Linked DNA regions of Homo sapiens: region 2 is linked to region 1. The links are chromatin loops, found by intact Hi-C in ENCODE. Cell type or tissue: mammary epithelial cell. All regions are shown on one strand. Each heading gives the region's core, and the rest is flanking DNA. Links, peaks and the distances in the headings are about the cores only. Region 1 has its middle 190 kb from the start of LINC02879. Region 2 has its middle 18 kb from the start of MIR302F.

Region 1 (10,813 bases), core at 1,041-9,040:
TAATTGGATTTTTTGATTATTGAGTCGTAAGTTCCATTTAAAATTTAATATTAATCCCTTGTCAGATGTGATGGTTAATATTGAGTCAGATATATGATTTGCAAATATTTTCTCCCATTCTGTGTCTTGCCTTTTCATTTTATTGATTGTTTCCTCTGCTCTGCAAAAACTTTTAATTTATTTCTAGTTTAGTTGTTTATTTTTCTTCTCTTATTGATTTGGTTAAGACTTAAAATAACATATTTAATTGGCAATTATATTACCCCTTATAGGAACATCCTCCACTTTCCATCCCTGACCCTGGGTTGACTTATTATTTTAATATGCAATTTAACTGTACGTTTTTAATAAAATCTAAAGTTAACCACTTTCTTTACTGTATTCCCAAACATTAAGTGGCATTGTTTTCATTCATTTTTTAAAAAATGATTTATTGAGAATTAAGTCATTACATTCCTCAATTCACTGTAAATCTTCATAGGTACAGTATTACATTGACTCTTTCTAACCTAAGATACACATGGCTGAGTTAATCACATTGTCCATCTTCGTGAATAGACAAGAGGCTTCTTCTTTGCTTCTCTCTATCCTCTATCCCTGGGTTGCTTTGCCACCAGCTTTATGCTTCATCTCTCCCCTCTTTTTTTATACTAACAGATATCCACACTAATAAATTTAACATGTCCTTTGATTCAGTCTTACATATATTTAGTACAATATATGTTAACACTTGAAAAGCACACTATGTTTTAGTAATATTTTGTGTATTTTAAAATAATTGTTCATTGTATTTCCAAATTCTAATTTATTTCACTTCATGTTGAGGGCTTCAAAATTATTTATTTTATTTACATACTTCTGCTTTATTAATTTTGCCACAAATTTCACTATTTTAATTTACACTTAATCCACACTGCTCAATTTTCCCTATGTGGATTATTTTTCTTTTTTGCTGATTTTTTTATTGCTACTTTTTAAAACAAACATTTTATGACAAAACTCTAAAGCCTTTTTACCAAAATAATATTTATTCTATCTTCATATTTACATAGTACTTTATGCCCATAATGATAATCTATTTTTAAATTTTCCTTGAAAATTTGAAAATATTATTTCATTGTTTTCATTTTAACTGTTTATTTCTGTAATATATTAAATATAGATTACGAATTAAAAACACATTACATATTAAATACATACAAGAATATTTATAATGCATGTGTAGGATAAAATGCATAAAAGCTGAGTGAACAGTAATATATTCACTGCAGTCTAAGAAATAGAAATTTAGGTGTAATTAAAGCTTTATACCTTTCCATTCAAAAGATATGCAATCCTGACCTTTGTGTTTTTCATTCCTTTTATTCCTACTTTGTGGGGTTTACTTCATATGCCTACATTCAATAATGTTTTCAATTTTCCACTATTTTCAAATTTATATAAATGGTATTAGCTGTACATGTTAAGGACTTCCATTTTCACCCCACTTTATATTCCTCAGAGTCATCCATCTTGATTCCTATAGATGCATATAATTTATTTTCATTATTGTGTAGCATTTATTGTAGTATTGCTGTAAAATGTATTTATCTATTCTCCCATTGATTATGCTGTTTTCAGGGTTTTGGTTTTACTTTGTTTTGACAATGAAAGCTGTTATAAATATTCTTGAGCATGTCTTCTGAGATACATTTGGAAGGTTTTTCCTGGGTGAATGCCTAGGGTGGATTGCTGGATCAGTGTGTATGCCCATCTTCAACTTTGCTGGATGATGTTAAGTTATTTTTCAAAGTGATTGTACTCATTTATATTCCCACCAGCAGAATTCTTGTTGCTCACATGCTCATCAACACTTTCTATTTCTTGACATTTTATTTTTTATTAAACTGATGATAAAATTATATTTTACTATAGTTAACTTCTACTTTGCCAGTTAAATATTTTTAACATTTTTCGTTGGGGCTATTCATATATCCTCTTATTAGAAGGCTCTGTTCAATTTTTTCACATTATGTATCTTTTTGTTAATCATTTTTATAAAATCTTTACAAATCTATATTAAGCTATTATAAAAATATACATATATGTGTATGTAAGTACATACACACACAAACACATTTGTATATTACAAATGTCTTCTTCCACTTTTTGATCACCTTTTGGTCTACTGGTTAATATATGTTAGTAATTTTAATGTAAGTGAAATGCTCAAACTTTTAACTTATGTTTTATGTCTTTGTATTTGGTTTGACGAAATCATTTTTCCATTTCAAGTTTATATAGTCTACTGTGTTGTCTTATGAAGGCATTACAGTTATACATTTCACAATAGAATCTTTAGTTCTTTTGGAAATGGATAACAAAAGAAGGATGATATAGCGCTCTAATATAATTTGTCATATAAATAATCAGTTTTACCAGCGCTGTTTATTTAATAGTTCATCAGTTCTACAACTAATCTTCATTGCCATCTTTGTCAAATCTAAATTGTCCAAATATATATGAATGTATTTCTTTGTACTCTACTTTCTCATTGATCCATTTGTCTTGTTTTGCCCCAGTACACAATTTCCTTGTCAATCTCACTTAATAAACTTGGATATTTGGTATGGTAAAGCACTGACCTTTTTTTCTTTCTCAGGAGCAACTACGCTATTCTGTACCATTTGTTCTTACATATAAATTGTTAAATTATTAAATTTCATTTCAATTTCCATTAATATATTTTGAAATTTTTATTAGAATGAAAGTGAATATATAAATCAATTTGTGAGGCATTTGCAATTTCAAAATAGTGGTTTTTTCTCTTTATACGCATGGTACATATTTCCATTTATTTAAATATTTCCATTTTCTTCATTTGGACTTTGAGTACATCTTTTGTGAGATCCTAGTTGATGAATATCAGTAACATAATTTTTTTGATGACACATTCTGTTTTCTCTGGTATAAAGAAAATCAATGATCTTTAAATTAACTGTGCATTGATAATTTGGCTAAATATATAAATTTTAATGATTGATCTGTAAATCACTGTGGGTTCTTTATATACATAATCATGCTATCTTTGAATAATGAGTTTTGTTTTCCTTTATAATCATGTAATTTTATTATTTTCTTGTTTTACCATACTGATTAGATAGCAATCTTTCTTGATTTTTCATGAATATAAAGATAATTTAAAAATATATTTCACCCTTACACATAATGTGTGTATAGGTTTTTGTGGCTGTCCTTTATCAATTTTTTCTATACATATTTACCAAATTTTAAAGTCATAACTGGATGTTAATTTTTACTGACTATGATGTTTTCTACATCTTTTGAAATTACTAAAAATCCAAGAATCAGTCCTCACATAAATGGTTCAATGATTTTTTAAATAAAGAAATAGACATCTCAGTGAAACAAATTATACTAGAAAAACTGGATATCCATATGCCCCCAAATGAACTTCCATCTGTACCTCACACTACATAGAAAAATTAACTAAAAATAAATCTTAATGCAAATATAACATCTATAATAACACACCTTCTGAATTGTGCAAAGTTTTCTAACATATAACACCAAAAACACAGGATACAAAGGAAAAAAATGATGTTCTATTGCATTAAGAACGTATGCTCTTCAAAAGAAACTGCTGAGAGAATTAACAAACAAGACGTAGATTGGCGAAAAGACTAGCAAATCACACCTGCAATAAAAGATATGTCTGAGCTCAGAAAAGGCTATAATAAGAAAATGAACACCTTTTAAAGAATAGACAAAAGCTTCAAGACAAGTCACCAAAGACAATATATGGGTGGCAAATTAGCATATGAAAAGATGCTCAACCTCACTAGTCATTAGAGAAATGCAAATTAATGCCACTATGAGCTACCAGTATACACCAATTAGAATGACTAATATTTAAAAGACTAATCATTCAAGATTCTCAAGGATGTGGAGCAAATGAAATTCTCTTGTACACTGCTGGTGGGAATATAAAATGTATAACCACTTCAGAAAACAGTTTGGGAGTTTCTTAACATGCTCAGTTAAACCCTAGCCTATGACTTAGCCATTTAGCTGCTAGGCATTTACCCAAGAAAAATGAAACCATATGTCCACACAGAAACTTACACATGAATGCTCATAGCAGCTTTATTTATAATAGGAAAATAAGGAAAAGAGCCCATATATCTGTCAACAGATAAATGGATAAGAAATATTATGTTATATCCATAAAAAAGAGTATCACTCAGCAATAAAACAAAAGGAACAACTGATACATGCAACAATGTGGATGGATCTTTAAATAATTGTGTTAAGTGATAGAAGCCTAACAAAAAAGATCACAAGTAGTATTATTCCATTTACATAAAATTTAGAAAACACAAACTTACCAACAGCGATGGTTGGTTGCTTAAGGGGTGAAAGTCAGGAGGGGTAGGAGGCATGGTTTACATGAGAAAACTTTTGAGGGAGATGAATATGTTTATCAATCTGGTTGTGGTGAGGACGCCACAACTGTATATATGTCTCAATTTATCAAATTGTACATTTTATTATGTGTAGTTCATTGTATGTCATTCACACCTCATTAAAGCTGTAAAAATAAAACCACTTATTGGTAAAATATGGAATGCTTTTACTCTAAAACTGAAAAAAGAGCGAAACATCCAGTTCTGTGACTTGTATTCAACATTGCACTCCTGGCAATAGCTAACGGCAACAAGGAAGAAAATAAAAGTATTTCTGTGTAATTCAGTGAAGGAAGGCAAATCTTTTCATCATATGGTGCTGAATAAGTTAGATAGCAATATGAGGAAGAAAATGAACCTTGACTATTATTCACATTGGACACAAACATTAATTTGAGGTAGATTAATTAATTTGATTAATCTTAGTAGCATTAAAATTTGAAGAATTGTAAACTGCACTTTATCAATATTAAAAACTTCTGCTCCTCGAATGACAAAGCTAAGGAATAAAAAGTAGGAAACAGAGTAGAGAAGAATATATTTGCAGTGCATTTATCTGACAATAGACATGTATCCTAAATATACAAAGATTCTTGTAAACCAGTGATAAAAAGATAACCTATTTTTTTTAAATGGGCAAAAGATTTAGAAAGGCATTTCACAAAAGATAACATATAAATGGCCAACAGGCACATGAAAAGATGCTTAACAATTATTGGTCTTCAGGGATTTGCAAATCAAAAACCACAGAAACTATTAAGCACACGTTAGAATGGTTAAAAAACGTGAAAACGACGTAATATCTAATGCTAGAGAAAATATGGGGTATCTAGAAAACGTCCGTAATTTTGGTAGGAGTGTAAAATGACACAATGTGTTTATTAAACATACACTGACTATAAGATTCAGCAATTCTACTCTCAGTCCTGTTTCAATCAAAAGAAAGAAACTACGAACAATTTGTCCAGGGAAAGTTTAATATAAAAATAATGAAATATAACAAGAGATTATAAGTAAAGAGAACTCTAACGAATACAGGAATAGCAGATAGAATAGGCAGCCACTACCCTTAAGCGCCAAGCTAGAGAATTCAAGAACCTCAGGAAAAGGTGCAGTCCAAGCTCACTGGGCAAAGAAGAGCGGAGGTTGCTGTGTCTGTGAAACCCGCTGGAAATCGACTCCTTGGAGTTGGTCTACAAACTATTCTCAGGGGTGCTGGGGAAAGCTGTTCCTGGAGCGATGTCTCATTGGAAGTACTTGCCTACAAAACTGTCCAGGGCAAAATGGCCAGGAAAAGGTGTTGGTTATTGGGTGCTGCTGCCTGTCATGTAGGGCAGGAGTTGGATGCTTTAGCTCCATGTGTTGTAGGAGGTGAAGGCTGGAGAAGTTGCCCACAGGTAGAAACCTGCTAGAGGCACCCTCTAGCAACCTCCCTTCCTCCTGCAATGTGTTCCTGGCGCCCTCTATTGACAAACTTTAACATTGTGTCAATTGAAATGACTGAGATCCATTTTCGCAAAGCAGGCTACATTTGTGAATTTGGAACTGAGAGTTATAAATCAGTGGCCGGCACACATTCCCAGCTATTTAGTCTATAAAGTAAATTAAAACTTACATTTATCATAATAACTTTTAACAAAGATGTTTATTACATATTCATTCATAGTAACCAAAACAGGGAGAAAACCTGGAAATAACAAAAATGTTAACTAACAGAAGATTGGATAAACACAATGTGGGATATTTACACAAAATCATACTAGACAACAGGAAGGTACCACATAATAGACGTGATAACTTCAAAAACATGTTGAGCAAGGGAAGCAGGATGCAAAGCAATACGTATTGTATGATTCCACTTACATGAAGTCACAGAACGGGAAAAACTAATCTTTGGGGCAAGAAATCAGAATAGTGGCTGAGGCTGGATCAGGAAGGGTGAATGGGAATTAATTGCAAAGGGGCAGAAGGGAACAATTTAACGTGGTAGCAGAGTTCATTATTTTGATTGCATATTAATTAAATGACTGTATACAGTTGTTAAAACACATCAAACTGTACCCTGAATATGTGTGCATTTTACTCTTTATAATTTTGTGACAATTAACAAAATCTATAGTACATCTGAAAAGATAGCCTGAAGAGTTTAGATGAAAATGGCTAACTAAAGTTGTAAGAAACAACAACAAAAAAGTATGTATACATTCAATTTTTTTCCTTACTGAAAAATTCTAACACAAAGAACTTTAGTATGATTCAGTATTATTTTAGTTTTAGGTCACACAGTTTCATGTCAAAATGCAACATGAACAAATTTTTTTAGGATGATTGAAAAAACTATAGTATGTTCTATATCCACTATTATGCAGCCTCTCTCTCTTTCTCTGTCTCTCTCTTTTTTTTTTTTTTTTTTTTTTTTTTTTGAGACGGAGTTTTGCTTTTGTTGCCCAGGCTGGAGTGCAATGGCGCGATCTCAGCTCACTGCAACCTCTGCCTCCCAGGTACAAGCAATTCTCCAGCCTCAGCCTCCCAAGTACCTGCGATTAATGGCATTTGCCACCAATGCCCGGCTAATTTTGTATTTTTAGTAGAGATCGGTTTCACCATGTTGGTGAGGCTGTTCTCAAACTCCTGACCTCAAGTGATCCACCCGCCTCGGCCTCCCAAAGTGCTGGGATTACAGGTGTGAGCCACCGTGCCCGGTCCTGTAGCCTCTCTTAATTGCTAATTTTTAGTGGTTTTTATATCACTAGAAACAAAGCAAATGGGCACATGTATGTAAACAATTTTTATTTCTGTTGAAAGATTAATGTTTTAGCCTTCAAACAATAAACAGCTAAAAGGATTTGCTAACAAATTCAAACTTCCCTAAAATATGAAGCAAAGTAGAACATGGGCCACATTTGCACTGTTTTTTAGTTATGAGTCACGATAAAATGAATCATAAAGGTTATCCCATTATTGTGACCTATGTAACACACTATTGCCAAGGGAAATAAAAGGGAGTTTAATCTATTTGAAGGTATAGTCGATGAAGAGTTTTTTAGAAAACTGTTAAGCTGATAGCTATGAATAATTATACAGAATAAATTTATTAGAGACAGAGTCAGCATAATTTTTACAATATAATAATATGGCCATTAGAATTACAACAATCTGTCTAGCACATATTTTTAGAAGAAAAATCAACACATTTGTTGAACTCATTTGCTGGGCTCAATTCCATTTGCCAATGTGCACATTGCCAAGACATATTTTTGTAGAGCAAAACATGAATAAAGGTGGGCTATGCATATAACTGATGTAAGTAAAGCAGTAACATCAAGTAAATGTTTGTTTTTATGTCAAAATAAAACAAGAGTTAGAGTGGAGATGAAAGTCTTGATATTCTTGTATTTTCTATCTTTGTTGAAATGTGTGACCGTGATCAAGGTTTCTGTGGTGACAGGCAAGAATATTATCAGAGTCATGATATAGATACATTGCCTCTCATATATCTTTCTATTATTTAATATAATCATACAAGGATATGCATGAGAAATAAAGTTACAGCTATAATTAAAGAACACAGCAAAAACTGTGTACCACTAACAGACTTGTGAAGGTACAAACTTGCCAGCATAGAAAATGCTAACAAAAGTACTACTATTCTGTAAAGAAAAACACAAACATTTGCTACTATTATTTCTATGTGTCATTTGGTTATTTTTCTTGCTTTCTATACCATTGTCTTTTAGAACTTATAGCAAAACTTGAAGATGTCTATGTTGAACCCCTGTAATGGAATGTAAATTGATTTCAGTAAATTAGAATGTGTATTTTATATGAAAGGTTAAGTGAGATCCACATTTTGCTTTTCATTTTCAATAGATATTTTCAAATATGTGAGCAGCTGAGTGAAAAAGTATTTGTATAAATGACATGTCTCTATAGGTTCTTGCATTTTTATAAGACTTTTTTGGATTTTGGATTTGTATTCTTAAAAAAATCATGAAATTATTTTTTCGAGCAAAATCTAATTTTTAACATATAAATATTCTGTATTAAAAAGTTACCATAGAAAAATCCATATATGATATTGAATAGTTATTTTAATATTCTTCTCAGGATTTTATGATATCACAAAAACTCAAAGATGATATTCTAAATGTGGAGCATTCAAATACTATTATGAGGACAAAAATAGGGGAACTCTAAATGTTATGCTAATGAAGGAATTAAATATTTCAAGATTCTTATTAATTCTTTTTAGTAAACACAGTTTTATATAAAATTTATTTATTCCCCGATTACATCATCATCATATCATCATCTTGGTATAAATTAGCAAGGAGATATAAAATTACACAGAAATCATCATAAACAAGTTGCTTTTAAATACATTAAAAGACGTATAGGCAAAAACCTCAAAAACCATGACTAACATGTGATATTTAACCTGTTTCTGCTGTATGCCATAAAAACCTCCTTTGAGATTTACCTAATTTTAGCAATCAACCAAAAGACACTACAGGAAAATGGAAAGTTGAATTGTCTTTCTTGGTCTAAAGTATTATTATCATTAATATTTGTAATATAATAATTATTTTAATCCACATGTATTTTCTACCCTCAAGTATTGTTATTGAAATGTGTATTCTAAAGCATTTGCCTTAATTGTGTATTTACTATTCATATTAAAAAGCGAAATTTGTATTTAGCATAACTTGTTCTTAATGAATTAATACTGACTCCAAGAACTCTGTACACTCTTTTCTAAAGGTACTCACAAATAATCACTTCAGTAATTTATTCTCAGATTGGCTAGCCTTTTGCATAGTTCACTTTTCCCTAGTTTCAGAATCCTTTTTTCTTCTTTTAGGATTAATGAACAGTTTCACATTGTCAGTTAATACATATATATTTTTCTGTCTCTTTTTTCCTTTCTCCGAACAGTCTCTAGGATTGAGAATATTGACTTTCCAGTTACATCTTTTAATTCTTCCAGTAAATTTTGATTCATTGTATCTGAGTCTTAAGAATTGAAATTATTTTAAACTGCCAATTTTTTTTACGATCTCACATACCTAAATATTGAATTTTCTCTTGAAGGTACTTAGTTTATTATTTGTAGTATTATTATTATTATATAAGACATAAAACAGGAGTTTAGTATTTCTACAGTTCTCCTGTGATATCTCTTTTTAACCTATGCTCCTCTACACACTCTTTTAATAAATTATTGTTGTTGTTATTATTATTATTATTATTGAGACGAGGTCTCTCTCTTTTGCCCAGGCTGGAGTGAAGCGGTGCGATCTTGGCTCACTGTAACCTCTGCCTCCCGGGTTCAAGCGATTCTCCTGCCTCAGCCTCCCGAGTAGCTGGGATTACAGGCACCCGCCACCACCCCCAGCTAAATTTTTTTTTTTTTTGTATTTTTAGTAGAGATGGGGTTTTGCCATATTGGCCAGGCTGGTCTGGAACTCCCGACCTCTGGTGATCCACCTCCTCGGCCTCCCAAAGTGCTGGGATTACAGGCATGAGCCACCACACCTGGCCATAAATTATTTTCACCTTCTTTATGATTCTTCCTGTGGAATCATACATACTTAGAAAAGCATTCTATTTATCTCAAGCATCTTCTTTATTAATTTTATTATAGATAACATTAATTATTGATTCAAGTTGCATTCATTTAAGGAACGCAATTTGATCAGTCTTGTGAATTGTGTACAGTCATAAAAACACAACCATAAACAAGATACAGAACATTTCCATTCCCCACGAAAGATTCCTCATGCTCTTTTTAAAGTGCAAAACTCATCTGTGTCTGGAACCAGTCACTGATTTGCTTAAAGCCACTGTGAATTGTTGTGTAACTTACATAAGTCGAACAAAATAGCATGTACTCTTTTGTCTGGCTACTTTGATTAAGAGAAATGATTTTTAGATTCACACAATAGTATGTTTATTATTTTATATTATGGAGAAATATTTCTTTGTATGGCTACACCACATTTTATTTATCCATTCCTTTGTTGATGAGCATTTGAGATGTATTCAGTTTAGGGCTATAATTTTAAAATTCTACAAATGTCTCTGTGAGGACATATATTCTCATTTCTTTTTGGTAATACTTAGGGATGGCACCACTAAGTCATATGGTAAGTGAATACTCAACTTTTTCAGAAAGAGTCAAATAGTTTCCCAAAGAGGTTGTATCATTTTACATTGCCATTAACAGGATATGAGGTCCAGTTATTTTACATCTTGACCTTGCTTGCTATTGTTGGTCATTTTGATTTGAATCATTTTAATGGATCGATAATGGTAACTCATTGGGTTTTAGTGTGCATTTTCTTGAT
Region 2 (10,813 bases), core at 1,206-9,205, 1.3 Mb before region 1:
GGTCACACAAATGTCTTCTTTTCAGAAGTGTCTGTTCCTATCCTTCGCCCACTTTTTGTTGGGGCTGTTTGTTTTTTTTTCTTGTAAATTTGTTTAAGTTCCTTATAGATTCTGGATATTATCCCTTTGTCAGATGCATAGATTGCAAAAACTTTCTCCCATTCTGTAGGTTGCCTGTTCACTCCGATGATAGTTTCTTCTGCTGTGTAGAAGCTCTTCAGTTTAATTAGATCCCATTTGTCAATTTTGACTTTCGTTGCCTAAATTGAAAGTTTTCTAAAGAAAATAAGATTCAGGAACTCATAGTCAGAATTAAGCCTGTCTAAAGTTTAGTCAGCCTGAGGGTAATGTTAAGGTCTTATTGGCTAGTATATATAATGCACAGTTTGAAGTACATAAATTATCATTATAATATTAAAAAAATTGCAGTCTGATGGGGAGGCAAAAAATGGAATTAAGTTAAAATTAAGTGGCACACACCTGTAGTCCCAGCTGCTCCGGAGGATGAGGCAGGAAAATCGCTTGAACCTGGGAGAAAGAGGATGCAGTGAGAGACCATGCCGTTGGACTCCAGCCTGCGTGACAAAGCAAGACTCTGTTAAAATAAATAAATAAATAAATAAATAAATAAATAAATAAATAAATAAATAAAATAAAACACTGAGGTTGTCTTGAACGCATTTTAATGTTTTCTTTAGGATTCAAAATTTACAATACAAAATACTTTAGGGCTTTCCGTTTTTAAAATCATACAAGTGTAAAATGCCAATGAGTAAATAATTCTCTTATGAAAATGTTGAGTCTAATTGGAGAAAAATTATGCAGAAGAATGTTCTTTTATTTTTTAATATAATAATTTTTTATTTTAATTAATATCATCAGTATTGAATTCTAAACAGTTTGAAAATCTAATTTATATTATATAAGGTAGCACAACTATGAAAACTGGGTAATTGAAACAATGATTTACATTTTCAGTTTTTTAAAAAAGAGGCATTAACACAATATTTAGTACCATCAAAAATATAGTTTTATAAAAGTGATTTTTTCTGTATTCCCTTGAGATCAGCAACATGTTGATATGAGTAGTTAAAAGAACTCAACTTTCTATTGAAGTTTACTATTGTAATTTCTGCCAGTGAAATCACTCTACTGTATTCTTCAAATTATATTGAAGGTATTTAAAGTATTTGGCTTGTCTTTAATAATTTATTGTAAAATTATTAAAACTTAAAAAGACTAAGAATAGAAATAAATAAGGTTGTATAGAAACTTACACTAAAAGTACACAGCTGAGTAATTTGGAGTAAACCTTCAGGACACTCTTGACCTTTAATCTCCATTAGGTTCAATGCAAAAACAAAAGCAAAACCAAAAGAAACAAAAACACTGATCAAATAAACAAACAAATATAAAATTTAAACAAATTCTTCTATCTCTAAGGAGAAAACAAGAGGAAGAGGAAAAAAAAAAACTTTCCTGGTTGATTGCTATTTTTCCTGGAGGGCCCTGAGATTTACTGTCTATCGGAATAAAATTAGTCTGTGCTTTGAAAATGATCCAAGTCATCTGGCTTTAGCACTTCCAGGCTTCTTCAGAATAAGATTGAATTGAAGGCATCAAAAGTCATTGGAGTAAATTACAATAATAGCTCTATGGTAATATTGATAATGAGGCATATAATGAACTGGACTTCATTTTGGAGATTCTTGGTGACCAAAAAGAGAATTGCAAATGAAATGGAAATTTAGAGAAGATTAATATGGGATAAAGAGAAAAGTCTATTTTAAAAGGTAAAAATTCAGGTTAGTTGCAATTAAGTGTAATGAGATTCTACTGCTAAGTGAAAAAATCCATTAAATGACAGAAATAATTTAAATACTGAGAAATTCTGAGATGAAACAGCAAAGCCCATATATCCAGAAGAGTTGGCCTATCCTGATTTCAGTTCCTGAAAACCCACAATGAATCTATTTCAACCACAGTCCATTTTGATCAATTTCACCAATGATCCAATAACCCAACGATATGTCAAATAACCCAAGAACATTTTATTTAACTTCACTGAATTTATTGTTAATGTTTTGTTGAATTATTATTGTCACAGGTGTATATTTTATCATTTTAATGTTTGTCAGTGATGAATTTCCTGAACTTACACAGTGTGTTTGTTCAAGCTTATCTTGTACATTTTTATTTGTGTATATAATGCTATAAGTTGATCTGTCTATCTATCTATCTATCTATCTATCTATCTATCTATCTATCTATCTACCTATCTGATAGTTAATATTATGTGTCAATGACTGGACTAAGGGATGCCCAGATAGGTGGTAAACATTATCTCTGGTATGTCTGTGAGGGTGTTTCTGGAAGAAATTAACATTAAAATTGGTAAACTGAATAAAGAATATTGACCTCATCAATGTGGGTGAACATCATCCAATCCACTGAGGGATCAATATAACAATTAGGTAGAGGAAAGGCAAATTTGCTCTATTTTCTTAAACTGGGACTTCCATTTTCTCCTGTCCTCAGATATTGGACTTCCTAGTTTTAGGGCATTCCAGCTCTGAGACTTACACAAGCACTGCCCACCCCTAACCACCCTGGTCTTCTACTCTGGTTGTCAGACCCTCAGAATCAGATACAAACATAATTATATTACCACCTCCTTTCCGGGTTCTTCAGATTACAGACAGCAGATGGAAGAACTTCTCAGCCACCATAATTGAATTAGCTAATTATATATATATATTCTATTGGTTCTGTTTCCCTGGAGAGGCCTGGCTAATCATCTATCTATTATCTATCATCTATCTATCTATCTATCTATCTATCTATCTATCTATCATCTATCATCTATCTATATATATATATCTATCATCTATCTATCATCTATCTATCTATCTATCTATCTACCTATCTATCTATGGAATTTACATAGAAAATAACCACTAAACAATATTAAAATGGTAATAGTAATGATTCACCCGTGCATTTTTGTGTTCTTAAAAACCCACTTTCCCACTGACAGTCTTGTTTTTCATTGTTATGAATAGTTCCACCATTTACCATCTGTTTGAATTTCAACAAGCCTATTATCCTTTCTGAACTTCAGTTTTCTCACTGGTGAAATGAGGATAGCAATGCCATTCTCAGAGAATTATTCTGAGGAGTAAATGAGTTTATTCAGATTATGCCAAATTAGGGGAATGGAGGACGTTGGGAAGTGGACCATGTAGGGAAGTTTGTTGATGTTCATCAATGAAATATATCACTAGAAGTGACTTGCAAAATAATCTAGTCCTTTTCAACATTTACAGATAAGGAAACTAAAGATCATAAGGTATGATGATTTACCAAGCTGTTATATACACAGCTTGTTAGAAACCATGGCCATATTAGAATCTGGTATTCCTAATTTTTAAGTCAGTGCTTAGAATGCATTTCTTTAGATATGCTAGGTAATTAAACTTAGGAAAATAGCATTAACTGTGATGAAAATAAATTACCCTACTGTGTGTTTTAGCAAGACACTTTAGTTTCCACTCCTGAATTCTCATCACTTTTATTGAGAGATACATGGAAACTTCCAGGTCTATGAGTATTTTATGTTCCATTTTTATACTATGAAAACTCAGTAAAAGGTTAAAACTAATTCCAAGAAAGTATACAATTACTTGCAGTATATAGTTTTAACACAAGTGTTTTCTTCAGGAAGAAAAGGTCAGTTGAGTAAACATACATGTTTTTTCTGCATTCAAGGAAATACTACAATAATTTGTAACACTTAAAATCTAGAAAGAAAATGCATAGACTAGTCCATTTAATTATCCTGGAAACGTTCAGTACATACACACATGTGTGCACACAATGCAATCATTTAATCAATATTTGGGGAGAATAAACTTAATAGATGGCACTAGAGAAAAAGCACATTGTAGAGTGAATGCTGGAGTAAGTGCTGTAGCTTTGTAGATTTTTTCTTTCTACAGTCTTCCCTGTTCTTTTCTGATTGGATATTACAAGAATAATTTATAAATTTGGGCAGAATTCTTGAGTCATGAGTATGAAATATTTTGTGCTATAACTCCTTTTAATTTCATGAGTAAAAATGGAATTATTTTTTCCATCATAAAGGGTACTTTATCATCTGGAAGTTTTCAAATACATGCCTCTGATAGGCAGTTATCTTCTGGTAGACTGATATCTTCTGTTTATTGACATAATTGTCTTACTCAAACAAAAATAAACTAGTACTTGTATATAATAATAATATGTTTAAAAATAAGAATTGATCGAATTCTTTGTTATATATTTACCTAAAATCCCTGATAATCCTTTACTTGTATATATAATAATTAAATACCAATTACCTCTCTTAAAAAATTAAGTTTATGTACTGTATTTTGCAGCATTTACTTATTAATTAATATTTAAATTACTTCTCAGTAATCAACATTTATAATTTATAATGTATGTATTCTTTTAAAACAACTGATTAATACAAGAAATTGAAAGTAATTACTTCATTTGCAAGCTAATAACAATTGATACATTATTTTCCTTTTTCTAGCTGAGATTTTGTTTTCTTTTAATGTTTTTAACAACATAGTCTCCTAAGTTTTCCAGCTGAAATAGCTTAGAGACATTACAAGTATAGATAATCTCAAAGATCGTCATCAATTAATGAGACACAGTTCTTGCGGTTAGCAATTCAGAATAAAGAGAGAACAAGCGATTATGTTCTTGACTGAAAACTGGTGATTGACTCCCTGGAAGCCTTACTAAAATATCATTTTCTGTATGGCTTTCTCCTGGGCTCTAGTTATTCAAAGTGTCAGCAGTAATTTGTTGAAACACATTCCATCCTGTAATATAGTCTTGTGGCCTGAATTTGGATAATATATTCTTTTTAATAGCAACTCTGCAGTGTATTTGAAGTAAGTTCCATTTCACAGATTAATCAGTGTTGAGGAAACAAAATATCCATCAATCCTCATATAAATTACAAAACCCAGCTTAAATTTTTCTCAATCTTGTTCCACAACGGACTGTCAAAAGCGAAACACCATAAAACACTCACTTGCAGTGAAAACACATTTCTGATTTACTGAATAAATCTTGCTCAATTGCCCTAAAACATTAAGCTCTTCACACTTCACATGGTCTTCTCTAATTGTGTTTTCACTAGCTTTGGATTTATAACGTAAGCTGGCCTGTGGGTGAAAGGGAGGATATTAGAAAATCAGTTGAGAACACACAAAATGCAAGTTGAATAGGGACATTTCAGAACTTAGATATGGAAATAATATTTTCTATACGTCATAATGGGAGGAGTAAGATGTATGCAATTTCAAACCTTAACAAATATATCTTCCATTACCGGCTTAATGACTCAAAGGCCTTTGTTTAAATTTCCAGAGGAATGTAATGGTTTATTCCGTAATGAGTCAGCAGGGGGCAGTAGGTATCATTGAGAAAAATGACTGAAGCAGCTGGAGCAAACTGTTTTTTCCCAGTGGGTTTCCTCACAAACTCTTTTTAAGAACAAAACTGATACTAACAAATAGCTGCCTCTCTCTTTGTGGGTGTTTTCATACACCTGATTTGGAAATAAGCTCATGTAAAAAGCAAACTATTATTCTCAATCTCCCCAGAGAATACTTGTTGAATGTATTTATTTTCAACGGGAGAAATTTAATCCACGTAATTAAAAACCCTTTATTGGGACATCAATAATAACATATTTGGATTTAAGTGAGCCTTTTATCTTGATTTAAACATCTTATATGTTGATATGAGTGACATTCTCACCCAGTTCCATATCAAGGAAAGATATTTAGCCATGAATTTTAATTTTGCTATGAATTTGAGTTTAAATCATTTAGAACGTAGACTACTTAGAAAGCCAGTGTTTTCTAAAGCAAGTTAATAAAACATTAAAATTAGTGTGATGTCTTTACTTTAAAAAAATGCTTCAATGAGGGTGTTTGCTTTTGTTCTGTTTTTGGTTCTGAAGTCCATTAAAAATACAGCCCTATGAAAATCTCCTTACTACAGTGGTTACTATGTAATAATGGTAGCTCATTATATCACAGAGCCACACAATAATAATTTGCAATCTGTCATGTGTGAAATCTTGCACTGAGGCAGATAAACTCTGGCTGCTGAAGTGTGCTCTGTATCATTGCATTGGATATAATAGCACAGATTGTCTAACAATATATGATGAAAACACTGTTTTTTTCTATGAGTAGAAATTTGATTACTCTAAATTATCATGCTGCAAAATGTTTTAAATATCTTTAAAAATAAGTTTAACTGGAACTTTAGACATTAATTAAAATGATTCACCACAATTGCAGAAAATCCATTAGGAAGGAAAAAAAAAAAAACCGAGCTGTTGTTGTGATTTTTTTACAAGCTCAGAATGATTTGAATAAATACCATGTTCAATGCTATCCATGATCCTATCCTATTGCCTTTTATTCTTTAATGAATATGAAAGGGATGATGAAGAGGAGTTTACAAATGAGACAAGCCATGACACTCACATGCTGAATAACATCATGGATCTTACCTGCCAATGAAACTAGAAAATCGAAATTGTTCTGCAGACTGACCCTCAGGTAAAAATGAAGTCTCTTTCTCTCTCTGTCTCTTTCTTTTTTTTTTTTCCAGTTGTGATTTTTAAAAAGCTTCCAGCTGTATTCATGCTATGTATACATATCACAACTTATATACATACGATTCAGTACACTGTAATCAAAATTTAACTGCTGCTGTTGGTAAAAATTTCCCTAGATGTGTTCAGTAATCATAAAATTATCTTTATGTCTATAATGTTTTAAAAAAGAATGTTTGTGTATAAATTTTATCCCTCTGAAGTAGGTTTGAAACAACTGCAGCTTACTAGGAAATACAAAATATAGGAAACTAGTTTGGTGAGAAGTTTAAATGAGTTGCAAGGCTTGCTATCAGTATGTAGAATGCTTATAGAATGGCAAAGAGGTCTTGGAACGAGTTCAATTAGTTTAGGATGAAGTACATGAACAGGGTCTGCCTCATTGTCTCTTTAAAAAGGATGAGATAACTAGCTAGATACCATGATAAAACAGATACCCTAGTTAAGATGAGGTATGCATTGAGATTCGTAGGCAGCAGCATATTTTCTAAAATTGGGTACTTTCAATAAAAAAAGGGGCAAGTTATGAAAGAATAAAATATTAACAGCTCAGTTTTCTGAGTGAAATATCTCTACTAATATGGAATTTCTGTGACAGTGTCATATTTCTTAGTTGAAAGGCCAATTACAAGAGCAAATACAGATATTTAATCCATAATATTAATAATAATAACTAAAATTTCTTGAGCTAAAATCCTGCCAGAACATTCCAGAATACTTTCATATATTGTCTTATTTTAATGTCATGACAAATCTAAGGACTGATAATAATTTTATGACCATTTTCTAGATGTGAATATTGAGGCAAAGAGTGATTCAAATGCCCCATGTTCTGACAGATAGTAAGTTGTGGACCTGAAATTTGTATCTAAGAAATCTGACTCTTTAAGATTCTGAGTTTAGTAATTTAGAGTCCCTAGTAATATTTATAATGCTGTTTATTGGGAACTTTGAAATAGTTGGCAAACTTACATTCTGATTTCCTGTTGTTAATTAATATTTGGGCCATTGACATGTCATTAAAAAGCTTTGGGTTTTATGTTACTAATGGTCAAAAATTGAAGTCAACTAACATTGAAATTGTCTACTCTCTTTCAATTAATTAACATGCACAATCTATAGGGCCTTTTGAACCATGCTTGGAAGTTTTCAATATGTCTATTCTGATAAAGTTGAGTAAACCGATTGATGAGATTATATTTCATTAAACAACAAAGTGTAGGTGACCACATAAGATCAGAAAAGTTCTGAGTCATGTTTAGCTGTGCCTTTGAGGAAGAGGGTAAATATAGTTTAGGCGAAAAAATTTATACATTAGAAGTCAAAAATATTATATACCACAAGTATTCTATTGTTTCTAAATTGTAAAGTTAGAACATGCTTCTATATTTCTCTTATGCCCTTCTTTTCCACTTTCTACATTGCATGACCATTATTTATGCATTTTCCTTTTATACCATAATAGTCTTCTCAGCTTGTGATCAGGGTCCCAATTCACATCATATATGGATCAACAACATGCATGAAATATTAATAAAATTGAACAACATACAATAAACATTTGCTACGTATCAGAGATTGTGCTAATTATTTTATATTCATGACTTGATGTAATCTTAACAACAGCATGAAGTCCTGATACCACAAATAATTAGTTTAAGTTTATATAATACTAAGTGGTGAGGTTGGAATCACTTCTGCTAACTCCAGATCTTAAAGTGGAAGAATGTGGTGTGGGGAGTGTGGTGAATAAACAAATGAATAAATGTATGTCTCTATGAATGAATTGCGTGGTTCTCAATTACATTTTATGTTACATGTGGACTAGATTTTCTGTATGTGCTTTGAAAAAATACATATACAACAAAAATTGCTAACTTTCATAACATGTTTCCTTATATTTTGGAACTCTTTCTCACTAGCTGTTTTTTTTTGTTTTCATTCCAGGATATAAACAATTCAATGTTCTATTCCTCTGTGGCTCTTTGGAAGTTTGTATGTCATTGCTTACAGTCCAAGAATTTACTGAGTTTTTGATAAATTGCCAAAAGATTTTACTGTCATAAGCAGTAGAATATGAGAAAAGTTTACCCCCACATATATAAGAAGATTTTATATCTTCTTCTTCTAATCTGGGGTGTGTGTGTGTGTGTGTTTCCTTATATGAATCATGGTTAAAAAGCCAATGCAGTGAGTTGGGGAGAAATTTTTTATTATTGCTTTAATTTTTAGGGCAGTACTGCTTGAGGAAGTTTATTGTCATTTCTATTGTGAACACTTATTCTTTTATGTGCTTTGAATCACAGAGGTGGAATGGAAAGTATAACCACAAAATGAACAAAATGTCTGTGTTTTAAAATTTGCAATTTAAGCATGATCTTAAATAGGACATCTGACATGGTGAGATTTCCAGTGTTATAATCATCATGCTTCCAAGCAAAGAAAAGTTAGCACAACTTACGTTAAAAAAAAAGATTGATTACATTAATTAAAAATATGTTTTCAATGCTTGTCTGTCAAATAAACTAAAATCAGATTTAAAAACATTATCAAGATTTTAGCATAATGGTGATGCTATGTCAGAAGATTTATTAAAAAATTAAAATTATTTCTGCAAATTGTATGGTCTAGATATATTAGTGATAGGCAATTAAAAAGTTATGTTTGTAACTTCATGTGTATAAAATGAGATAGAATGTGGGTATTTCAGTCTGGATTAATCATAAGTATTCTGTTGTTATTTTGTTTGTGTGTTTTTATTTTCTGTTTTTAGGTTTTTTTATTATGCAAGAGCTACTATAAGCATTTAAACAAAATAAAATTTAGAAGTATCATTTTGATTCAGGAGGCATGTAGATTACTAAAACAGATCAATGCAAGTTTCTTTTAAATTTATTAAATTATTAGTTTGGGAAGTCATTTTAAAATGGCCCCACTGAACAATTTACTACTAAAAATTAAGAAAATATATTTCAAGATAGCTGAAATAAAAGCCACTGGTAAAATACTATATCATATAATCAAATAAAAACTTTAAAAATACAAATAACTGATGGCAAATGCTAATACTGTCCTTACTATAGGTCAGAGGCGAATATAAACAATATTTTTGTGTAGTCTAATTCATAAAAGTATCATAATTATCCTCATTTTACAGGTGTAAAAATGAAGGTAAAGAGAGGTGTAGGAAGGTTACCAAAGGTCGTGTCCTTATCAACGGAACAACTGGGATTTGAATTAGGTACTTTCGTTCAGTGTTTGAGCATTTCTTCACTGTTTTTAACTGCCTCCTCCATTTTGCTGTCATCTTCAGGAACCTAAAAACATTACATCATTTTAGTACTCACCAATCCTTTTTATCTACAAGCTCAAGTTAATGTGTATTATCATCTGAGACAGAGTACTTGCAGCTAACCTTTGACCTCAGGAAGAAGACTTGCGTTTCTCTTTTCGTCTTTAAGTTCTTTCCTTTCTTCCTCCCTCCTTCCTCCCTCCTTCCCTCCCTCCCTTTCCCCTTCCTCCCTCTCTTTCTCCCTCCCTTCCTTCTTTTTTTTCCTTCCTTCTTTTCATCTTAGACAATTAAAAATACAAATAAAATCTAGTAAAATAAAATCACTTCAAGTTGACCAGGCAAATCAGTAACCCAGTACAACATAAAATCCATGGTTTATTCAGGATCACACTCTTGTAAGTAACTTACCATGGGGCATCACAAAAACAGTTTATTGAAGTAACAATTGACAGGCTTTGGATCAAAAACAGTCACTGAAAATGATGCTTAGATGAAATTTCCAGAGTCCTTAAAATAGAAATGCTGGATATTTTTATTGCGCAAATAGGAAATATTATAATATCTTGCATCCCAATGATAGAAAATCACATCTTTTCAGGACAATATTATGTCGTGATTCAGTCAACTGATCTTCATTGTCCTCAGTATTTACTATTAAATTTGAATGATTCTTAAAATGTAGAAGAATTAATTAACATATTGAAATAAGAAGATTGATCAGTAAGAAACTGTATAGTAAAACAATATAAATATAAATGTATGAACATAGCAATGCTAACTCATTTGACTTTTTTTGTATTTTTTCTATATGAGATATTATTGTAGTGGTT

Evidence for each region. A loop is a pair of places that touch in the nucleus more often than their neighbours do. Peaks named below come from ENCODE experiments on the same cell type or tissue, not always from the same donor. Only the 100,000 strongest peaks of a DNase experiment are listed, where the experiment ranks them.
Region 2: a loop joins it to region 1, with 15 times the contacts of the local background. A loop is called at or near these places in 8 of 110 quality-filtered maps.

What each region holds. Positions count from the first base shown.
Region 1 is chr18:28,956,937-28,967,749 of GRCh38, reverse strand. No RefSeq gene overlaps it. Among named protein-coding and RNA genes, the nearest start is that of LINC02879, 190 kb to the left of the region's middle. In mammary epithelial cell, for the core only: a CTCF peak has its summit at 5,922 (motif pointing left); no DNase peak of the experiment used is centred there.
Region 2 is chr18:30,275,712-30,286,524 of GRCh38, reverse strand. No RefSeq gene overlaps it. Among named protein-coding and RNA genes, the nearest start is that of MIR302F, 18 kb to the left of the region's middle. In mammary epithelial cell, for the core only: a CTCF peak has its summit at 5,471 (motif pointing right); a DNase peak (open chromatin) is centred at 5,464.